Linked DNA regions of Mus musculus: region 1 is linked to region 2. Evidence: chromatin contacts called from ENCODE Hi-C or POLR2A ChIA-PET data. All regions are on one chromosome and are shown on one strand. Each heading gives the region's core, a stretch centred on a gene start or an enhancer-like site at or near the end of the contact. The rest is flanking DNA. Distances are from core to core; before and after follow the strand shown. Region 1 holds the start of Robo3 (roundabout guidance receptor 3). Region 2 overlaps Hepacam (hepatocyte cell adhesion molecule).

Evidence for each region. A loop is a pair of places that touch in the nucleus more often than their neighbours do. ChIA-PET counts read pairs that join two places held with the same protein, here RNA polymerase II (POLR2A).
Region 1: a map of heart shows a loop between it and region 2 (3-fold over the local background). The contact joins the promoter of Robo3 here to the enhancer-like site in region 2. A Hi-C loop is called at or near these places in 1 of 37 maps with a recorded cell type or tissue (heart). POLR2A ChIA-PET finds 5 or more read pairs at or near these places in 3 of 5 experiments (Patski and embryonic stem cell).

The regions. Positions count from the first base shown.
Region 1 is chr9:37,431,749-37,434,459 of GRCm38, reverse strand. It overlaps Robo3 (roundabout guidance receptor 3), which reads left to right and starts at 1,285. Exons shown (of 28, transcript NM_001164767.1): 1 at 1,285-1,618. The coding sequence starts at 1,459.
Region 2 is chr9:37,383,471-37,386,230 of GRCm38, reverse strand. Hepacam (hepatocyte cell adhesion molecule) reads right to left here. Exons shown (of 7, transcript NM_175189.4): 6 at 2,307-2,377; 7 at 1-1,722. The coding sequence ends at 1,420. Among named protein-coding and RNA genes, the nearest start is that of Robo4, 17 kb to the left of the region's middle. Within about 2 kb of position 1,455, at least 1 of the 3 ENCODE cell types and tissues checked has a DNase peak (open chromatin) inside an H3K27ac peak, as active enhancers do; it is heart, where a contact is called at or near this core.

The sequences.
Region 1 (2,711 bases), core at 36-2,535, 48 kb before region 2:
GGGGCCATGTTCCTCTACTCTTGACCTGCTTTTGGTTTGGAATCTGCCACAGCTTCATCTTCCACCCTGGAATTGAGTAGCATATAGCGCTCTGAGCTGTCTTCCTGTGCAGGTGTCCCCTTACATATCAGAAGCAGCCGCTGCACGATTACATAGCCTAAGAGCAATCCAAACACTTACTTGTCCACAGAACCTACAGGATGGGAAAGCCACGGTCTCTTGCTCCACATTCAACATCATTTCCAGTCTAGAGAAAGTGTGTGCAGGAGAGGGGCAAAAGCAAAGATGGTTGGCTGCAACATCTCCAAGGCTAAAATAACCCCTATTCGAGACAGAACCGGGGCTTTGGTTTTCCTGTTGCACACCCCACCCCACCTCACCCCGACCGGGAGGATAAACAGCTGTTATCTGGTTCCAGCAGTTTCACACAATTTGGCATTCACCCGGTCTGTGACACTTTGCTTCCTTTGTTCTAGACTTTTGGTCTCTTCAAAACTGTCAAACAACTTCCTAAAACACGTCATAGTGGAGCAATGCACTATGCTAATAGGTGCGTGCTGCCTGGATTCTCGGGGTCTCCTCCAATTTTACTCAGTTCTGAGCACCCGGCAGGATTTCCTGACGGGGCGGGGGGGGGGGCGCATCTGGAGCAGGACTCCAGGTCAAGTTGGATCTCTGTATCCCTGTGGGTTCCTAGTGGCAAGCCACAGGATTAGGAGGAATCGGACGCGCACGTGGGGCGAGAGGTGATCCAGCGGTGGAATTCTCTTCTTCCCCTCCACCCCCACTCCCAGGTATCCTAGCACCCTGCGCTCACGTTTCCAGGACCCAGAATTTGAAAGGCACTGGAAGCTGGGACATTGAGAGCTCAACAGTGTCTGCTCTCCCAATGCCTCAGTTTCCCTGACGTCCGAGAAAGGAAATAATTCCTGCTATAATTTTAGAAAGAAGGGCTGAGTCTGACAGAGGCTCAGTCCGCGTCTTGGGGGAGAGAGAGAGAGAGAGAGAGAGAGAGAGAGAGAGAGAGAGAGAGAGAGAGAGAGAGAGAGAGAGAGACTCTCCCGCCAGGTTCAGAGCAACATTTGATGAGAGGAGTGTGGGGCGGGGACTCTAACTTGCGCGCGGCCCTGTTAGTGGCCATCCTGGTGGAGGTGGGGATATGGAGGAAGGCGGATTAAGCCCTTAATTACGGCGTGATCCGAGTGGCACCTGCTTTCCGCCCGCCCAGCTCCCAGGGGATTCTGGCACTGGGGGGGGGGGGGGTGGAGAGAAGAACCAGCGAAGGAGGACAGCCCGCGCAGAGGCACGGCCGGTACCCAGGCACGCCTGCAGGACAGCGGCATCGTGGCTGCCGCAGCGCGCAAAGGCTGTGGAGGGGCTTACGGCTCCCGGCCCGCGGGTCCCAGACCCAAGGGCTGGGCTCCGAGGCCCCTGCCCAAGACCCAGGCGGGCTGCGCTATGCTGCGCTACCTGCTTAAAACACTACTACAGATGAACTTGTTCGCGGACTCCCTGGCCAGGGACATCTCCAACTCCAGCGAGCTACTCTTCGGCTTCAACTCCTCGCTGGCAGCGCTCAACCCTAGTCTGCTTCCTCCTGGAGATCCCTCTCTCAATGGTGAGACTGTTCGATGGGGACCTTAGATTTGGAGATCGGGATGAGAGGGCTGCTTGGAAGGGAAGACGGAAGGTCTCCTTTTCCAGGACCCAGGGGCGCCTGTCAGGGCCCTCCTGGGAAGTGGGGTCCCAAAGGAGCGTCTGAGTTGGTGTATTTGCCTGTGGTGGAGGGCTGCTGAGCCCCTTTCTCCTCATCTCTCCTACTATCCACCTACCACACCCACCCCAGGTGGGAGAAATGTAAAGGGCAAGTTCCAAGCTAAGAAGGAAGGTTAGACCAGGGCACGATGTCGCCAGTCGGCCAAGGCTAAACCGGGCACTAGGTGATCCACCCAAGTAGCAGATGCCACTTCCAGGACCTAAAGTTTTCAAAAACCTCACTCAGAGCAAGGGTGGGAAAGCCCCCAACTTTGTAGGTGTTTTTACGCGGAGGGTCAAAGTCAGCAATCTTCTCAAGGAAACTTAGTATTAAGTTTGTATCCCCAGTGAGACTCACAGCTGACCCAGCCTGGCAGAGCGATGGCGAGGTCGTTACTGCTAATTACAGTGATTAATAAATAACTTGAGACAGCGCTGCCCCCCCTGAGCGCTGCAGGCAGTCTGGAGAGAGGCCTGATCGCGCTCCCTGCTGGCTACGTCAGGAACTCTCCCTCTGGAAGCCTCTGCCCAACTTAGGCTAGGGCCCCGGACTCTGGACATGGTCCACCTTTGCAGTCTCTAAAAGATGAAAGGATTCTCTCTCTCTCTCTCTCTCTCTCTCTCTCTCTCTCTCTCTCTCTCTCTCTCTCGTTCTCTCTCTCTCTCCCCCCCCCCCCCGTACTCAGGTGCAAGGGAGGAGCCCCAGAGCCCTATTTGCATGGCCATTAGCTATTCATTAGGCTGCTGTCGAAGCATCTCTGGAGACCAGGAATGACAGGGAAGAAATTCCAGGGAAAGAGAGCCCTCGGCTGTGTCTGCAGGAATTAGAGGGAAAGCGTGGATCAGAAGGGTGTTGTGTGGAAGGAGTTTGAAGAGGGCTGAGATTCTCCAGTCTTGCCACCTTTGAGGAGTCCCAAGAGACCAAGCAGTTATTTTCTCGGATTTTTTACTCACCT
Region 2 (2,760 bases), core at 206-2,705:
CACCTGGGGAGGTTAGTGGATTGTGGGTTCTGGCTAAGTAAGGAGAGCTGCAGACACACCTGCCACGTGAGCAGGTAGAAGGCCATCAGGATGGGGGGACTGAGAGTCATGCTGGTGGGGTGAGGGGACACAGGCAAACCAGAAATCTTGGTGCCTGCAGGGCCGGGGTGAAGTGTGTTCTGGTGTGGAGGTGATGGATATGGGGTCTTGGAAGTTGTTCATGAGATGATGCAGAAGAAAAGATGAAGTTGTACGAGTCGAGGAGGGACAAGAGATTCAAGGGTCCCTGGGGACATTAGGGGAGAGAGGACAGAACCCACCCACCCCCACCCCCCGCCCCGGGTCTTCTTGTCTTTCATCTATTCATGTGCTGTTTTTACAGCTCTGTCCACTGTCCTGGGTTCTGAGCATCTAGGACCACGGCAGGTGGAAAGCAGGAGGCGAGGGGGTTGGCCATCTTGCTTTGACATGTTGGGGCATGTTAAGCTTCTTTCTCTTTCCACGTTTCTCTGGAGAGTGGAATCTTATTTTTTTCTTACAGCTCAAGGAAGCTTCTCAGCCTTCCTGGGGATGATTGAAAGCTTGTTTTGTAAAATAACAGTCAGGAAGAAGAGCATGAATGGTTAAAACCAGGTCCTTGTCAGGGGCAGTTTGCTGGGTCGTCGGTGAGTGGCCACACCAGTCTCTATAGGAACAAGCCTACCCACATTCTCATGAACGCAAACTGGAAGGAAGACCAGTATGACACACTTTTGGGGAGGCCACTGGAGGCCTGATAGCTTGTCCTGGCCTAGCCCCAAGTTCCCAGGGTCTTAGGAATGCACCTGGGGTTCACTCTTATCACCTGGAAAGATGGGGAAGCAGATGTCCAGAAAAGGTCCTTAAGACGACATCTTTGTAATCAGAACAGGCCCTGTGTACCCAGGAACCAGCATCAGACTTGTCTTTAGTTTTAGGACAATGTGTGTTCGGGGGTAAGTGGCCTCTAAATTGGGCTGGGGGGGGGGCTACCACAGACTTTAGGGGTTAGAGGCATGTGGGATTGGGAGGTGGATGGGAAGTATAAACACTGCCAGGGGGCGCATAGGATCGTCTCACTGGGTAAAATTACTGTTAGTTTCCATAAAATCCTTTAGGGGATTGGGCCAGAAATTTAATAATCTATGTAGTCCTAAGAGGGCACAGCTCATACCCACTGAGAACACAGCCAGAGAACACAGCCAGTAAACCCAGCGCACATGCAACCGGGTTTAACACCAAGATCAGCCATTTGTGCAAACTCACACGCGTGTGCACCCTAAACGGGGATCAGGCCACGATCTCCTTTCACTCCTGGCCAGAGGCATCAGGACTTCTCAGCCTCCCCCCCCAGCCGCGGACAGCAGACCGTGGGCAACCGCAGAGGGCTCTCGAGGAGGCTCAGGCACTGATCTCCACCTGCCCTGACTCGTCCTGCTCCCGGATTCTCTGCACGCCTGCAGTCCGCAGTGAGCGCGAAGAGCTGCGCGAGCGGCCTGGCGAGCTCGGGGCCCGCGGTGGCGACGTGTGCGTCCGGCCAGTGGCAGGGGAACGTGCTGGGGAGCGCGGGTAGCGGCGGGCTGAGCGGATGGGAAGCCCCGGAGAGCGGCCGGGCACGGGCGGCGACACGGAGTAGCCAGGGGGACCGGGTTCTGTGGTGCTCCGTGGCTCTGTAGCAGGGTTTTCATCTGGCTCTGAGGAATCCTGCAAACACAGGCGACGCAAGGATCAGTTGTCCCCTGAACCCAATCTGGGAGCTCTTTGTTTTAGGGACTGGGACTAAAGAGGCACGCACAGGTTGTGTGTGTAGTGTGTCTCTCGGGAGTTTCCAGCCACACCCGCCACGTCCACTAGACGGCAGACGGCAGACGACACCTTGTGGCCCAGACATGTGGCAGGTACTCAGTAAATGTTAACATGATTCAGAGCCTCGTCTATCCTCTTAAAGTTCTGTCAAGTAGGTCTATTGCATGTGAGCAGAGAAGAGTGGAAGGGCTCTGGCGACCACCAAATAGGTCTTTTGAATAGCCTGGACATGGTGGGAGCTAGGGTGGTCCATGAGATTGTACGGTGACCGTCACTTGTATTGTGATGGGCAGGTCTGCCACTCATTTGCTTGTTTAGCCCTTCACACGTTGTTTTGTCTCTCTGTCTCATTTTCCAATTTCTTAAGTGGGGATTTTTGAAAATACTGCAGAAATACAAAGATTTCTGCAAACATTGCAAAGGAATGGCCACGTCACACGCTCCCTAGCATGCTGTAGGTTCTCATTGACCGAGTAGCTTACCTTATCCTTCAGGATATAGAGTGCCATTGGGTTCTTCCGCTCCTGTTCTCCACTTCGGGGTAGGGTATCTGCTGCATAGGGAAAGAATAGGGAGTCTGGTCCACGGACAGATCTTCTACATCAGTGGTTTTCAACCTTTCTAATGTTGTAACCCTTAAATGCAGTTCCTTATGTTGTGATGACCCCCAACCATAAAATTATTTTTTGTTGCTATTTCATACCTGTAATTTTGCTATTGTTACGAATCGTAAATATCTGTTTTGTAACGATCTTTGAGAAAAGGTCATTCTACCCCAAGAGGGTCATGGCCCACAGGTTGAGAACCACTGCTCTACACCATCCAGCACCTATATTCTGTACCTGCACCCTCTTGACTCTGATAATTCCTCATCGCCCTCTTTTCCTTTTCCCAGGAGGTCTCTCTGATGTGAATGCTGATGGGCTGGGTCCACGG